Linked DNA regions of Homo sapiens: region 2 is linked to region 1. Evidence: chromatin loops called from intact Hi-C (ENCODE). Cell type or tissue: right lobe of liver. All regions are shown on one strand.

What was found. A loop is a pair of places that touch in the nucleus more often than their neighbours do. Peaks named below come from ENCODE experiments on the same cell type or tissue, not always from the same donor. Only the 100,000 strongest peaks of a DNase experiment are listed, where the experiment ranks them.
Region 2: a loop joins it to region 1, with 3 times the contacts of the local background. A loop is called at or near these places in 6 of 110 quality-filtered maps.

Annotation. Positions count from the first base shown.
Region 1 is chr17:27,232,298-27,240,297 of GRCh38, reverse strand. LOC124903956 (a long non-coding RNA gene) reads left to right here. Exons shown (of 2, transcript XR_007065676.1): 2 at 1,875-2,439. Among named protein-coding and RNA genes, the nearest start is that of MIR4522, 58 kb to the left of the region's middle. RefSeq lists an enhancer at 1,428-1,527. In right lobe of liver, a CTCF peak has its summit at 3,418 (motif pointing left); a DNase peak (open chromatin) is centred at 3,407; H3K27ac peaks cover 1,207 bases.
Region 2 is chr17:27,490,929-27,498,928 of GRCh38, reverse strand. The region is part of intron 1 of KSR1 (kinase suppressor of ras 1); the gene reads right to left. Among named protein-coding and RNA genes, the nearest start is that of KSR1, 38 kb to the right of the region's middle. RefSeq lists enhancers at 2,116-2,165, 2,906-2,975. In right lobe of liver, a CTCF peak has its summit at 4,546 (motif pointing left); DNase peaks (open chromatin) are centred at 2,238, 4,088 and 4,478; H3K4me3 peaks cover 842 bases; H3K27ac peaks cover 3,772 bases.

The DNA.
Region 1 (8,000 bases):
AGCTGGGCCCTGTTAACCCTACAGTGAGTTAACCCTACAGTGAGTCCTGAGGGCTTGGAGGGAGCTTTCCCTCAAATCTCGGCATCCAGACTGCTTCTGCTCTGCCCACCAGCCCCGCTAATCCTGGCGGCCACTCATTCATTCACTGGTTTGTTGAATTAATAGTGAGGGAGCACCTTCTCCTAGATCCTAAAGATACAGCCATGCACAAAACAAAGACCCCACAGGTCTTTATTCTAGTGGGGGAAGCAGACAGAGAATGATCAAACGAGGAAGGGAGGAAGACAAACAAGAAAGGGAAAGGGCGAAGAGGTGGACCCGTTCATATGGGAGGGAGAGGCTCAGTAATAGCGGGCATGGGGCAGAAGTCTGAAGGAAGGGCAGGGGGCGGGAGGGAGGGGAGAGGAATCCCAGAGGGAGAAAGCAGCACCTGCAAAGGTCCTGAGGCAGGCCTGTCCGCAGAGCCCTGAGGGTGGGCCGAGCAGGAACTCACTGTGCATGGAGACACGCAGAAGGGTTTAAGAGTGCCAGCTCTGAGCTCATGCATGCCTAGCGGCCTGCATTTAGGCAGAATTGCTTCATCTCCCTAAGGCTCAGTGTCCCTGTCTGTAAAATGGGAAGAATGGTGTTACTGCACCATGGCTTTCTATATACTTTTTCTAAATAAATGGCAGTTATTATCAGGATAATTATAAATGCAATGGATACATGTTCAATAGTTAGTATTAGCACTTTCCCAAAGGGGATTTCCAACAAGGTAAGACACTAGATTTTTTTTTTTGGTTTTATAAAAATATCTTAAATTACACTGATAGTAACACATGTTGAGAGTGAGGTATGTGGGCATCAAGTATCAGCAATCACAAATCACACTCACGCCTTCCCCCACTCCTCACAGGTGGGGCTTGCCCCCATTACTCCAGAGCTGCCTTACAGGCACCAAAAGCAAGGCCTGGAGGAGCCAGGAGCTTGGCTGGATCTGAGCAAGACAGTGTCAGAGCCAGAATTAGGCTGCAGTCATCTTTAGAAGGAAGCAGAAAGTTTCTCTTTGAATTGACACTTCCTCCCATTTTCTTTCCATTTGAGTAAGCACAAACCTTAAGAGTTTAAGCCTTTTTCAGAAAGTTTGGAGCTATGGTCGGTGTAAGGAGACAGCCATCTCCCTTTTAATCTTTGGTTTTGAACGTGAGTGATTGGGAGGTCCCTCGACGACTGGCCTGGGTCTTCAGAAAGGTCTCAAGGATGTGAGCAGGCTGTAGCAATCCTGCTCTGGCCCCCACCCTGCTGGACAGCCCATGGTGGGTGATGGGTGCCACAGCTGATCTGGAATGTTCTGTTCATTTGCCCCCCTGCCAACCCTTCTCCAACCTTCGAGGGAGCCATCCCACCTGGCCCATGCCTCCTGCCACCCAGCTCACACCCCTCATCATCAGAGCGCAGCACGACCCAGCTCTCTCTCCTGCAGGAAGCACATAGCCCTCCCTGCCCTGCTTGGCCCACTGTTCCCAGCTTTCTCAGAGCCCAGTCCATCCTACCGTGGGTTAGCGATGGTGGGAGAGATCAGTGCAGACCTGTCCTAGAGGCGCCTGCCAGAGCAGGGGAAGAAGTAATGACAATGAGTAAACCACGTGCTAATTTTCTTTTTTTCTTTTCTTTTCTTTCTTTCTTTCTTTCTTTCTTTCTTTCTTTCTTTCTTTCTTTCTTTTTTAAGGCAGTTTCACTCTATTGCTCAGGCTGGAGTGCAGTGGTGCGATCTCAGCTCACTGCAACCTCGACCTCCCTGGGCTCCCAAAATCCTCCCATCTCAGCCTCCCAAGTAGCTGGGACTACAGGTGTGTGCCACCACACTGAGCTAATTTTTTTATTGTTTGTAGAGACGGGGTTTTGCCATGTTTCCCAGGCTGGTCTTGAACTCCTGGGCTCAAGTGATCCACCAGCCTCAGCCTCCCAAAGTGCTGAAATTACAGGCATGAGCCACCCTCACCTGGCCTGAGTGCTGAAAAACAGAAAAGCCTCAGAGGCCAAAGATGAAGCACTGGATGGAAGTTGACCTCCAAGCAGGGAGCAGGCAACTCAGCACCAGCCTAGGCTCCACGTGGGGCTGAGAGAGGGGGAAGGCCACCGACAGTCCCTGCTCCATGGGGAAGGCAGCCTCTGACTCTGGCTGACGGGCCGGCAGTCGGATAAGGATTGGCTGGCAGGAATGGGCATCCAGCTGCCTCTGCTGCTGCTGTGAGCTGGGAATGATGGTGCCAGTCAAGTCTGCATGGCCAGGTGGCCGGGCCGGGGTCTCTCAGCTCCAGTGGCTGAAACACACTACAGAATCATCAAACCTAGTCTGAGATAGTCATGAAAGAGATTTAGAAAAAGACATAGTGATTTTGTTCCCCATTTGCTTTTTCTAAAAACACTCCTCTCTAATAAAATGTATGACAGCAATAGCTCTCACTTATTGCTCATTTAATGTGTGGCGAGTGTTTTCCTAAACTCTTTATATATGTGTATTAGCTCATTTAATCCCCACACAAATCTTATGAGGTTTTACCACTGTCTTCACTATATAGATAAGGAAATGGGGGAGTTTATCTCCAGGAAAGTTAAGAAACTTTACCAAATAACTTGACCAAGGTTTAAATGGGGGTCTTACCCAGAGTCAACTTTAACTTCCAGACTGTCTCTACTACATTTTCTTTAAACAGCTCTTTGTGACGGGCTTGACCTTGCTGCAGGGTCTTCCTGTGATTCCCAATTCTTTGGATTCAACCCACATTTAAATCAGTCCTCCTGTTTCTGCCTAAATAAACCAATGCTTATAATATTTAAATATTTATTAAGAGTCTCTATCTCTGCAATGGTATATTTCCAAGATAATTTTTCTGATGAAACCCAGAAGAGAGAGAAAAAGAGAAATATTGATTGAAACCCATATTATGACGATAATTTTGCTGGATAAATATGTTTCTTTTCTTTTTTTTGAGACAGAGTCTCACTCTGTCACGCAGGCTGGTGCAGTGGTGTGATCATGAATTTTTTCAAAATATTAGATCACTAGCTAGAGCTTAGAAATCCTTTGTCATAAAGAGAAAGTTTTGACGAAATGGAATTTGCCATAGCATCCATACTTGCTTACATTTACCAAAGGTTAAACTGTTCCCACGTATCACCTTCTGTTGGGCAATTTACCTTTGCTCACTAGGCATTGGCCAGGGGAGAAATGGTTTACATTTGAGAAAGAGGCCTAAAGCACACAATGCATCCCTACTTTAATTTTTCAAGAAAAATGCCTGCCCAACCTTAAAAAAATCAGGTAAGTAACACAGAGAGTAGGGACTATCATAAAACTATTTACAAAGCTAACTGGGATTAAAGTAGCCCTCAGAGCTTTTAGTGACATCTCCTGACCTCTGCTGGACACATTTGGGATTGCATAGCTCCCAGGTCCTTGAAAGTAACCAGCAAAATAAGAATCTTAAAGTTTACAGAATGCCTCATCTAAATCTCTCATTTCAGAGATGAAGAAAATAAGATTCAATGGGCTTATGTGACCTACCCAAGAGTACACAGTTACTTATGAAGTGGCATATTCAGGACCAGTACCTAGAAATGATTTATTGCCCAGTAAACCACATATGCAAATGTTGATTAACTTCATTGGAATGAATAAATACTCTTTGGATTATCTTTAGAGTACCATCATTTTTAGAAATAAGAACAGCTGACAAGGACAAAGTGGTAACCAAGAGTCAAAATTAGAATTATTTGAGCAAGGTCATAGTTACCTTTATATCCCGTATCCCATATCCCCTAATCCCATAACTCCGTCATTATCTTCAGTGACTGATGATGTCTGTAGAGTAACAAAGAAGAGAGTCGGAGAATTCATTTTCACAAAACCCTTTTTTTTAGTTGTAAATATTTATTCCTGATTGTAGTTTGTTAAAATGAGCTTGCCTTCCTAGAGGAAACTTCAACTGGCCATAGGAAATAAGACTCCCCAGGGTTAAGAGGACTGTTCCTTTCAAGAACTAACTCTACCAGTGTTCCTGCAGAGACACATGGAACCCAAGGGAGGCACCCAGAGGTCTCTGATGCTTCTTCAGCTGGGAGTTTTGGGTCTCCCTATTGAGGCTGTATCTAGAAGAGAAAGCTGAAAGACCACTGAACTATGTAGTCAAATTATTCTACACTTTAATATCTCCAAATGCATAGTGTTAACGAAAGGAGTAGAGTATTATATTTGAAAGAACATAAGCTTTGCAGCCATGCAGTTAGTGGCTGCTTACTATCTATGTGAGCTTAGGTAAATGACTTAATCTCTCTGAGCTTCAGTGTCCTCACCAATAAAACAGGAATCATAAATGATACTTTTCCAGAAAGTTGTTTGAGAATACATGAGATTGTGTGTGTGAAAATCCTAAGCAAAGTACCTGGTGCTACAGGCCAAAGGGAGGGATAATGTTTGATTTCTTCATGGAATTAAATATACACCAGATTTTTTTTCTTTTTTTGGATACTGGGTCTCATTCTATTGCCCAAGCTGGAGTGCAGTGGTGCAATAACAGCTTACTCCAGCCTCGAAGTGATCCTCCCACCTCAGCCTCCTGGGTAGCTGGAACTATATATAGGCACATGCCACCATGTCTAGCTAATTTTTTTCTTTTAATTTCTTGTAGAGACAGAATATTGCTATGTTGCTCAAGCTGATCTTGAACTCCTGATCTCAAGTGATCCTCCTGCTGCCTCCTGCCTCAGCCTCCCAAAGCACTGGGATTATAAGTGTGTGAGCCACCGCACCAGGCCTATGGCAGATTTTTTTTTTTTTAATTTCAGACAGGGTTTTACTCTGTTGCCCAGGCTGGAGTGCAGTGGAGTGATCTTGGCTCACTGTGGCCTCAACCTCCCAGACTCAAGCAGTCCTCCCACCTCAGCCTCCCAAGTAGCTGGGACCACAGGCACCGCCACACCTGGCTATTTTTTTGTATTTTTTGTAGAGATGGGTTTCACCATGTTGCCCAGGTTGGTCTCAAACTCCTGGGCTCAAGCGATCCACCCACCTCAGCTTTCCAAAGTGCTGGGATTACAGATGTGAGCCATTGTGCCTAGTCTAAAGTGTCTCTTTAAGGCACTTGTGAATAGAGTCTTGTCCATTTTAGATTATTTTATTGGGTCTTTGAGATATAGAATTGAGTATTTCTCCATGATAAATGCATAAGTCAGCACTTTTTTTGTGAGAAAAAGTGTGTCTGGGCCAGGCACAGTGGCTCATGCCTGTAATCCCAGCACTTTGGGAGGCTGAGGCGGGTGGATCCCTTGAGCCCAGGAGTTTGAGACCAGCCTGGGCAACATGGCAAAACCCCACCTCTACTAAAAATACAAAAATTAGCCAGTCTCATACACAGCCTCAAAATTAATTAATTAATTAAAAAATAAAAAATTTTAAAAAGAGACACTTTAAATGGTTTAAAACATCCCCACTCAAGATTTTGTTGTTGTTGTTTGCTTTTTGTAGTTTTGCTGTGCCTTCCCCATGATAAAAAGTGCTCTTAAAACTTGGCAGCTGTCTGGGTGCAGTGGCTCATGCCTGTAATCCCAGCATTTTGGTAAGCTGGGGTGGGCAGATCACCTGAGGTCAGGACTTTGAGACCAGCCTGGCCAACATGGTGAAACTCTGTCTCTACTAAAAATACAAAAATTAGCCGGGCGTGGTGGTGAGTGCCTGTAATCCCAGCTACTCGGGAGGCTGAGGCAGAAGAGTCACTTGAACCTCGGAGGTGGAGATTGCAGTGAGCCGAGATCGCACCACTGCACTCCAGCCTAGGCAACAGAGCGAGACTCTGTCTCAAAGAAAAGAAAAGAAAAGAAAAAAAAACTTGGCAGCTAAATTGGTTGTGTGTGTGTGTGTGTTTAAACATATCACAGACATTTGCTAAGCACATTTCCTTCAAGAAGAGAAGAAACAAGTTTTTGTCAATAAGAAACTGTGGATATGACGCCTCCCTGAGTTAATTAAATCAACCCAGACTATTTTTCATTGCCATGAGGGAGAGAGAGTACACCCCTGTCCCTTTATGGTATTAGAGATTGTCTAGTCCAGCGTGCTCTATGGAACCCTGCAGGAGTCACAGCAGGGCACTACTGAGAAAGTGCCAAGAGGACAGGACTCTCTTTAACCAGAGCAGCACTGCGTCGACCAGTTTTATGATTTATCTGCTCCTATAAGGAAAATTTGTTTGCATGAAATTTCCTGTGGCTGAAACATATTTGCAGAACACAGATCTAGGCTCATTCCCTAATTTTACATATGAGGAAGCTGAGGCTTGGGGAAGTGAAATGACATCACTAAGTTAAAGCAGAGCTGGAGACAGTACTCAACGGTCTGTATCAGTCGGGGGACTTGGTTGCTGGTTAGATGCCAATTCTGGATAATCAAAGCAAAGACTCACAGGGGCTTGCAAAATTGACAGGAGCCTGATAGGCTTGGAAATGGCCAGAACCACGAGCACACTGGAAGGCCAAGAAGCTGGACAGAGTTCACAGAAAGTCCATAAATAGTCTCATAACCAGAGGAGCCTGTAGAAATGTTGATGCCTCTCCTGCCTCTTCTGCAATGCATGGCACCAACCTTCTCCTCTGATATGGTTCGACTGTGTCCCCACCCAAATTTCATCTAGAATCTCCACAGGGACCCCGTGGGAGGTACTTGAATCATGGGGGTGGTTACCTCCATGTTGTTCTTGTGATAGTGAGTGAGTTCTCACGGGATTTGATGGTTTTATAAGGGGCTTCCCCCGTCTTTGCTCTGAGCTTCTTGCTGCCGCCATGTGAAGAACGACATGTTTGCTTCCCCTTCTGCCATGATTGTAAATTTCCTGAGGCCCCCCAGCCCTGCAGAACTGAGTCAATTAAACCTGTTTCCCTTACAAATTGCTCAGTCTCAGGTATTTCCTCATAGCAGCATGAGAACGGAGTAATACACCCTCTTATTCTCATGTCACTTGATTTAAAGTCCCAGGAGAGAGTCCATGATTGGCTGGGTTGAAGTCACATGCTCACACTCGGGCTGGATGGGAGCCAGGAGAAACAGGTCTGGCCCCTTGAGCATCCCTAGTGGGAGCACTGCCCACAATTAGCCATCCACATTGGGGAAGGGTAATGCCCCAAAGGGAATTTTGGCTATTGAGAAGGGGAAATGGATGTGGGCAGCCCAAAGGGCAACTAAAGGGAGCCTGATGGCGCATAGCAGATCCCGATAACATGGACACTTTGTCTCAAGCAGAAAGAGCTACAGCAGGGAGAAAAGGATCTTTGCTGATGTTGAACATCAACAGGGTAAGCCTCTTTTCTTCAGTTACATTATTGCTACAGTTGTGAGAACCCTGGCATTAGTCTCTATACACTCCACCAGCTCATCACTAACTGAAAACTAGTTATTCAATAATCCTATACCCATTGCTGAGCAGCCACTCTTTTAGAATATTACTTTTTTAAACATAGGTGTAGGCCCAAAGTCAGGATAAATAATAGGTTGAGCCTTTAGGGATGTCAGAGTTCTCTGGAGAAACAGAACCAATGGGATGTATATGCACAGGGAGAGGGATTTACTTTTTAAAATTGGCTCATGCCATTGTGAAGGCTGGCAAAGTCCAAAATCTGCAGGGTCAGCAGGCAGGCTGGAGACCCACGGAAGAGGTGCAGCTGAGCCCAAAGGCAGTCCACTCACAGGATTCCCTCTTCTTCTGGGCAGGTAATCATTTTCCTATTAAGGCCTTCAACTGGTTGGTTGAGGCCCACCTACGTTGTGGAAGGTCATCTGCTTTACTCAAAGTCTATTGATTTAAATGCTAATCTCATCGAAAAAATACCTTCACAGAAACATCTAAAATAATGTTTGATCAAATATCTGGGTATCGTGGCCTAGCCAAATTAACACATAAAATTACCCATCACAGACGGGTCTCAGAAAAGGAACTGGGAAGGTTTGAATGACTTTACAGCCAACT
Region 2 (8,000 bases), 260 kb before region 1:
CTCATTTCTTTCAGTGCCTCATGCCGCCCTTTGCTTCTTCCTCAAAGCATTCCCACATGTTCGTTAAAGTTTCCCTAAGAGTCTCCATCAAAGCCAGTGAGTCTCCACCTGCCCACACAACCGCATCACCTGAGGCGCATTTTAAAAATTCCAATGCCCAGGCCCCACCCCAAGATTCCAGTGGGGCTTTGCTAGGGTGGGATCCAGGCCTCAATAGCTTTAACAGTCTCCAGGAAATTCTAATGGCAGCCAGGGCTGGGACTCACAACCTGGGCCACGATCTCAAACACTAGTGTTATCGGGATCACCCTGGGAGAAACAGCGCACAGAGGCCTAGCTGGGTGCAGCAGGGTGGGTCCTCCATCTTCTATAAGCTTCCCCAAGCAATGCTGACAATGACAAAAGTTTGAGAACCACTGGACTGTCCGGAAAGTGGGAGAATTTGAAAAGGAGATTTTCCCCATTGGGCTTTTTACTTGGAAACTCCTGAGCTGTTTCCCTGTGGTTGAAATTATCTAAATAGAATTGTCACATCAAGTTGTGTGTAAGTAGAGTTGGTTGGTCAAGAGCCTTTTTTTTTTTTTTTTTTTTGAGACTGAGTCTCACTCTATTGCCCAGGCTGGAGTGCAGTGGTGCAATCTCGGCTCACTGCACCCTCCGCCCCTCTGCCTCCCGAGTTCATGCCATTCTCCTGCCTCAGCCTCCCGAGTAGCTGGGACCACAGGCGCCCGCCACCACACTCGGCTAAATTTTGTATTTTCAGTAGAGACGGGGTTTCACCATGTTGGCCAGGCTGGTCTCGAACTCCTGACCTCAAGTGATCCATCTGCCTCAGCCTCCCAAAGTGCTGGAATTACAGGCATAAGCCACCGCTCCCAGCCTCAAGAGGCATTTTTAAGGGTAAAATATTACTGCTACTGAAGGAAAAAACAGTATGCACATGCACACACACTCCTCATTTTTGCAGCAAAACCTGTACAAACCTGCCTGCCCATCCCGGAAAGAAACTGCCACCGTGACGGTCTTGCTGTGCACGCACTGACTCTGCCAGACTTTCCAGTAAGATCTCTTTCTCAGTCACTCCTGGAGCTTCCTCACCAATACTGCTGGCCCTCCTTGCTGCACATGTGTTGCTGCAGCCAAACAGGGTTTCTCAAACATGGGCTGTTCATCAAGTCTGGCATATGCCACCAGTACTATTATTTAATATTTTCTCTTAAATCTACTCACTTTTTAAAAAAGAAACTATCTCATTGCCATAAAGGAGACACTAGTATCTGTGCCATACAGAAGATTTCCATAAAAACAAGCATAACTGAAACAAAACAACATTATTATATATTTGGGGCCCCACTGCCTGCAGAAGGCCGGGATCCTGCGGCCTGTTTCCTCCTGGTCCCACTCCTTGCTTTTTAGAAAGGGAGGTCACATTCAGACTTTCTCCTAGAGGCCATTCAAGGACTGAAAGGGGGCTGTAAGGAGACATCTTCTTCATTATGGGGTTTACAGTAATTAATGCAGCCACATCTGGGCACCATCCTTGTCCCAGGACATTTTCCAGAAAGGACTGCAGTACCGACAAGTGAAAGTCACTGGGACAGCTGGTCCCACGATAAGAGGATGAAGCCCACCCTGGCACTGGTTATTCAATCTTCCCCAGCTTCAGCCTCTGTTTCTCTGTATGGAGTTTAAGGTCCTTCACTCACCATCTGGAAGAATGAAATGGGTTACCGATAACATAAACCGCAAGCCCTTTTTGGGAACGTCTGCTGTCTCATATCGCAAAGAGGTGGAAATGAAAGAGCTGAAGACCAAATATCTGCTCATCTGCTGACTTTAATGAGCAGCTCCGCATTCTCCTGCCCAACAGGGAAGGAGGAAAAGCCCACTTACTGCTGCCCCTAGAAAACACCAGAGCAGGAAGGGTCGGATGCTTTCTGCTTACGCAAAAAGAAAGACAAATGTGAGCTTTTAAAACTGAGTGCAATTGATGAAAGCTGAACCTCAGAGTTCTAACCTGCTGGCCCACACTCTCATCTCAGAGGAGGACACGGCAGGGCTGTGGCTGCTAGCAAATTCACTAGCACACGGCCAGCCCCTCGGTATCCCTCCAAGACAGTTTCCATCTTCACTCGGCCTGAAAAGCTAACAGAAGTAAGAGGCCCTGCGTTTGGCAGGTGGCTGCAAATCCTGAGGGCCACTGCCACTGCCTGGCTTGAATGAAGGCTCAGGGCTTAATCATTAACCTGAGATCCCCCAGGATCCCCTTGCTGGTTACCATGGCACATGCAAATTTCCCACAGTCCCAACCCAATTCCTGCGTTCTCAGATTCTCGCTCTGGGGCACAGGAGGCCCAGCTAGGCAAGAAGACCACATGGGGGCCTCCCTTCTGTTGGAAGGGAGGGGAGAGGTGAGGAAAGAGGACCAGAAAATCTGGCTGAGACATATTTCAAATACTTAAAATCAGGCAGAATCAGCCAGCAAGGTGAACAAAATAGAGAAAGGGGGCGGCAAATTATCTAGGTTTTTCTATTCAACTCATGAGTTTCAGGGTTTCTAATTTTAGGGGAAATTGGAGTTTCTATGGCACTCTTATGCCTTCCTCCCTTGCCCCCATCTTATTAAGTGTAATTAGAGACAAACAAAAGCAGCATCATGGCTCTCTCCAGTCACATCTGGGTGGCTGGAGATGAGGCATCTCCCTTAGGCAAACACAAAAACGCCACCCGGGGCCTCACTCTCTTACTCAAAATAAGACTTGTTTCACACTGCAGTTATTAAAGAAGAAACAGGCCTATCCCAGGAACTTGGCCAAAAGAGATTCATAATGCTGGGCCTGACCACTGGCCCATGAGGTCCCAACAAGCCAGATCTTGCGGCGGCTCATGGAGTAGGGGGCAGAACTCAAAACGTTCCAGAAGCACTTACTATCTGCCTGCATAAAGACCCAACCCTAAAGGAGGCTTATGCGCAGTACCATCTCGTCTCTTCTTGGAAGGAAGCACTTTCCAAACTGTTCCCTCTGAGAGCCTAGGGGCAACACTCAAATTTTACCAATTATAATAAGCAAATATGATCCAACTTAAAAAAAATGATTCCAGGCTTTGAAAAGCATGTTTGCACCTGATCAATGACAGCTACAAGTAAACTGAACTGACTGTAGACCCGCCATCAACTCAGGTTCCACAGGGACTGCATGATCGATGAAGCAATGAATGCTCTGTGAGAGCTCGCCCTGTTATTCTGAAATCACAGTGATTAAAATACCCACTTGGCAGTCATGTGTTACCTGGTAGAGACAGCCTTACTGGACAACATTGCTCACAGATTTCAGAGCTGGAAGGGACACGAGAAATGATCTCCAAGCCTCCCTCCTGTCGCCCAACTCCACCTTTGGGGCAGATCAGGGGGCTATATCCCAAGGATACTAAGGGACTGGGCCTAAGTCATCATCGGGGCAGACATGTCCTCCAAGTCCTGGCCCAGGTTGTCCAATGCACCTCACCTCCTCTGTGTGAGGGGTCCCTTGGACTTTTCTTGAGTTAAATAAACACCCACAGTCACACTCACACACAGAGCCTTGTATAAAGACAAGCACACATATAAACTATGCTTTTCTGCCTCCCAAGATGTTGGACAAGGCCAGGAAAGTGCGAGATCAGTATTAGAGGGCTCAGGGGAGGAGGAGAGGAGCAGCCGCTGCATATACCCCCAGAACCCTGTACCACTGAGGCGTGCATTCTTTCAGAAGCCCACAAGCTCCTGTCCTGCTAAAATCAAGTCTGATTTCTCAAGCTTCCTTCCCTGCCCAATGGGTAAGGGCAGAAACCACCTCCTGTGCTGTGCAGAACTCACACCCACTCTGCACACCTGAAGCAGAGCCCTGCCCAGCCGCCCGGCTTACCAGCTGTGCCCACCTGGAACCCGCACTGCCCGGGAGCCCCTTCCCTCTGCCTCTCCAGTCACTGAATGGGAGCAGGATCACCTGGGGCACTTGCTTATGGGCTGAGCCCAGGGACACTGACAGGGCCGCCTCCCAGGCACAGGGAGCCACCCAGCAGGCCACACTGAGTCAGCGGCCAGGGTCCAAAATTTGCTTCCTGGAGAACTTGGAAGGGACACCGCCCAATGGCACTCTCAGAGAAGCTTTCATTCTCACGACGTCAATGCTGAGAGGACTGCCAGGCTGATTGGGAAACAGCTCCATCAAGATTTTTTGTCTAGTTGGTTTTTAAACTGCACAAATGCCAGAAATCTCCTTCCTGCTCTCTACTGCTTTTAAATGTAAATCGAAAGACCTGTTCGTACTTGTCCCCGGAATCCCTAATATCGGTCCCTCTATTAGTCTCTGGGGAAACATTAACTCTGTTGAAGTCGAGGCAGAGGGGGCTGACACCCTGGGTCCATTTAAGGCACTGACCAGGCACGTGACCCTGGGTAAATCTGCCCCTTTCACTGGCTCTTTAAATGCAGCGGAAAAATACATTCTAGTTAATCTCACTCAGAGGCAAGCTTCCCAGTTACTGCCACCTGCTGTTCCCTTCCTTCCTTCCCACAGGCCTGAATGCTCACCTGCTTGGACTGCAAGACAAAACTGCACTTTACACATCTCTAATCTGGGTGCTTGCCCGCCTCTCCAGGAATAATTCCAGATACTCCACATATAGAATTACGCAACCACACGGCATTTCTCCTGCAAATTTCAAGTCTTTAAGGGCCATAAAAAAAATCATCTCCACTTTTTGTTCCTGGAAGCTCTTTGTAATTTTTTTTTTTAACCTGCTGTCAGACAGCGGAGTGGGAGAAGGAGACTTCTTCTGAATTCACAGAGACTCCCCAAGCATTTCTGGGCCTCTGCTCCAAACCACTGTGGACATGAAAGGCGGACATTGATGACAGCTGCTACAAACCACCTCAGCGTCCCCAAGTTTCTCTCTGGCCAGAGAGAGGAAGAAGTGGTGGAAAGTCCAGCCAATCACACCACAAAATGGGAGCCTCAGGTGCCTCAAATTAAAGGGAGTAAATTCAACAGCTAAACCTCCAAGGCTGAGGCAGAGGTTGTTTTGCTTTTTAAATTTTTCCCAGCAGCAGGCAAAAATCTCCAGCTCTGCTACTGAATATAACCAGTGCAATTTCCAATGGTCTCACGACCCCATTATTTCCTTTTCAGTGCCCCTCCCTCTCCACCATACCCCATAATTACAGAGAGTTTAGGGCTGGGCTTTTTCATGATGCTGCTTCTTTACACTCACGACAACACAGAAGGAAAGGTTATTTAAATCTGAGTTGGAAGGGTAAAATCAGCATTGTTAAAAGGGCAGATTAAGAACACATTTCCCTGGGTTTTAGGTAATTCAAGGTCACTTGCAATAAGCAAGACAGAAATGGAATCATCAGGCACACATGGGCAGTGGGGTCTACCGAGCACCACGGGGCAGGGTCACACAGGCCATAAACATTATACGGAGCTGATCGTTAATGTCTCTGACTTAAAAAATCTGCCCTGTTAAAGAATTCAAGGGCATGATTTCCTGCCTGACCCCGGTGTTTCACAGCCTTTGCCTCAGAATTGGAGCCCTTCCTGGTCCTCCAAAGCCCTCTCTGTCCTGAAAAGCAAGCTTACATTAATAACTAAGACTGAGGACTCCAGCTTCAGCATTTACTAACTGGGTGACCTTGGGAACATCATTCAACTTCACAAAGCCTCACTTTCTTCATTTATATGTATAAAGTGTGGATAATAATAGTCCCTTATTGCTTCATAGGGTTTCACGAGGATTAAAGGAGACTGGGGTTATCATGTACCTCACATAGTAAATTGCTCCATAAATGATCATCATCAGCAGAATGATGAAGGAACACACACTGCTTTGGGAAAGGCTGGCAATCCCAGTGCCAATGCTTTCTATGAAGTGGCATCTATAAAGTAAGATCATTCCCATTTCCCTCCCCGCATGGAATATATTTCCAGCAAAGACAAAAAGTAAGGCTGGGAATGCCAAGTACTAAGTGTATAACACCATTTAATGAGCACCTACCATGTGCCAGGAATTCAACCATGTTTTCACAAATCCTCATTACCCTGCAAGACAAATCCTGTTAGCCCCATTTTGTACATGGGGAACTCGGGCTCAAAATAAGTCCCACCTCCTCCCTATTCCAAGCCAACATCTATGGGCAGACAAGAGACAAGTCAACATCCACAGGTCTGCTTGGTGGCCAGCATGAAGGGATGGATGCCTCGAATTCCGGGGCTTTATCTAACTCATGGCTGCCTCCCTGCAAACAGCAAGTAGGGGCATATTACTCACAGAACATTCTAGAGCTGTGGAAGTCCACAGGACTCACCTCTTTTGATCCCCTGAGTTGGGAATGTTAGAAACTCAGCCCAAGCAAGGGAAGGGAAGCAGCTTGTCCAAGGTCACATGGCAGCTCAGACACAGAGCTGACATTTGGGCTCAGGTCTATTGACTCTCGAGGAAGATCTTGCCTATGGATGCCTGATCATTCCTAGAAAGGAATTCACGGGCACAAGAAACGAGCAGGTGTAACTTTGAACAGACCCAGTTTCAGAGCTCTGCAAAGGTGAGTTGAGGAGACTCCTGCCTTCCTCCCTCCCAAGTCTGACGGGAAAGCAAGGTCAACATGTGCTGGGTGGGCTGCCTCCAGCTTTGCTCACCCCTGAACCACAGCCTCTAAATGAACAGTGTTTAAAATTACTTTCCTAGAGCCTTCATGAATTTCTATTTTGAAGCCACCCACTCGTATCTGCTACACACACTCTCCTCGTCTCCTCCCTCCTCCCACCTCCCAACGTGCAACTAATCTGCTTGTCAGTACCGTCTGTCTCCAGCAAAGGCGTCCCATCAGGTGACTGACCCCTGTAAGTAATTAAAGAATGATCCCACAGCCTTGGTGGAGGCCGACGGAGAGAAGGGTGACTGGTTAAATTAGACATGGGAGGGAGGCAGGCGCTGCTCACAGCCTACCAACTGCTCCCTTAACAGATGGTGAGCAGAGTATAGCAGGAGTGTAGCCCTGGAGCCAGCCTGTGAGGGCAAAAACAAGGCAGGAGCAAGGGGCCTCCCAGCAGACTAACTTCAGTCGGAGCCCCTGAGCTCTCCTGCTGCACACACTAAACAGCCGGCCACTTCCCCACACAGACCTGGGCGACCCTGGGCAAATCCACCGCCCCCTTGTGAGTCATTTTCTCACCTCTATGATGACCAGCATACTTTTATTTCCCTTCCTTTTTAATTTGAAAGAAAACACCAACTAGGAAATAAATTACACAAAGTACCACCCTTTGTGGACAGGGGAAAACTATAAAGTAAAAAACACCAGTTTCCCCTCTATCCCCCCAAGTAAGTACTATTAGGAGTTTGGTCTGTAGCCTTCCCAGCTGGTTCCTAAAGTAATGAGCATTAGAGTGTTTTGTGGCCAGGCACAGTGGCTCGTGCCTGTAATCCCAGCACTTTGGGAGGCCAAGACACAAGGATCACTTGAGGTCAGGAGTTCAAGACCAGCCTGGGCAAGAAAGCGAGACATTCCACCCCCGCCCCTACCCCACCCCCAACACACACACACACACACACACACACACACACACACACACACACACACCACTAACAAAAAATTAGCCAGGATTGGTGGCATGAGCCTATAGTCCCACCTACTCAGGAGACCAAGGCCAGAGGATCACTTGAGCCCAGGAGTTTGAGGCTACCGTGAGCTAGTATCATGCCACTATACTTGCTCCAGCCTGGGCGACAGAATGAGACTCCACCTCTAAAAAAATAAACATAAAAATTAGAGTGCTTTGTGTATCTGTGTGTATATGTGTGTATGTGTGTGTATAGATACACACACAGTTATAGATACATATACATATGGTTTTTTAAAAGAAGGATCATACTATATATATTGTTCTGCATCTTGAATATATCACGAAAATCTGTCCAAGACAGTCCATAGATCTACTTTGTCCCTTTTATGGTTA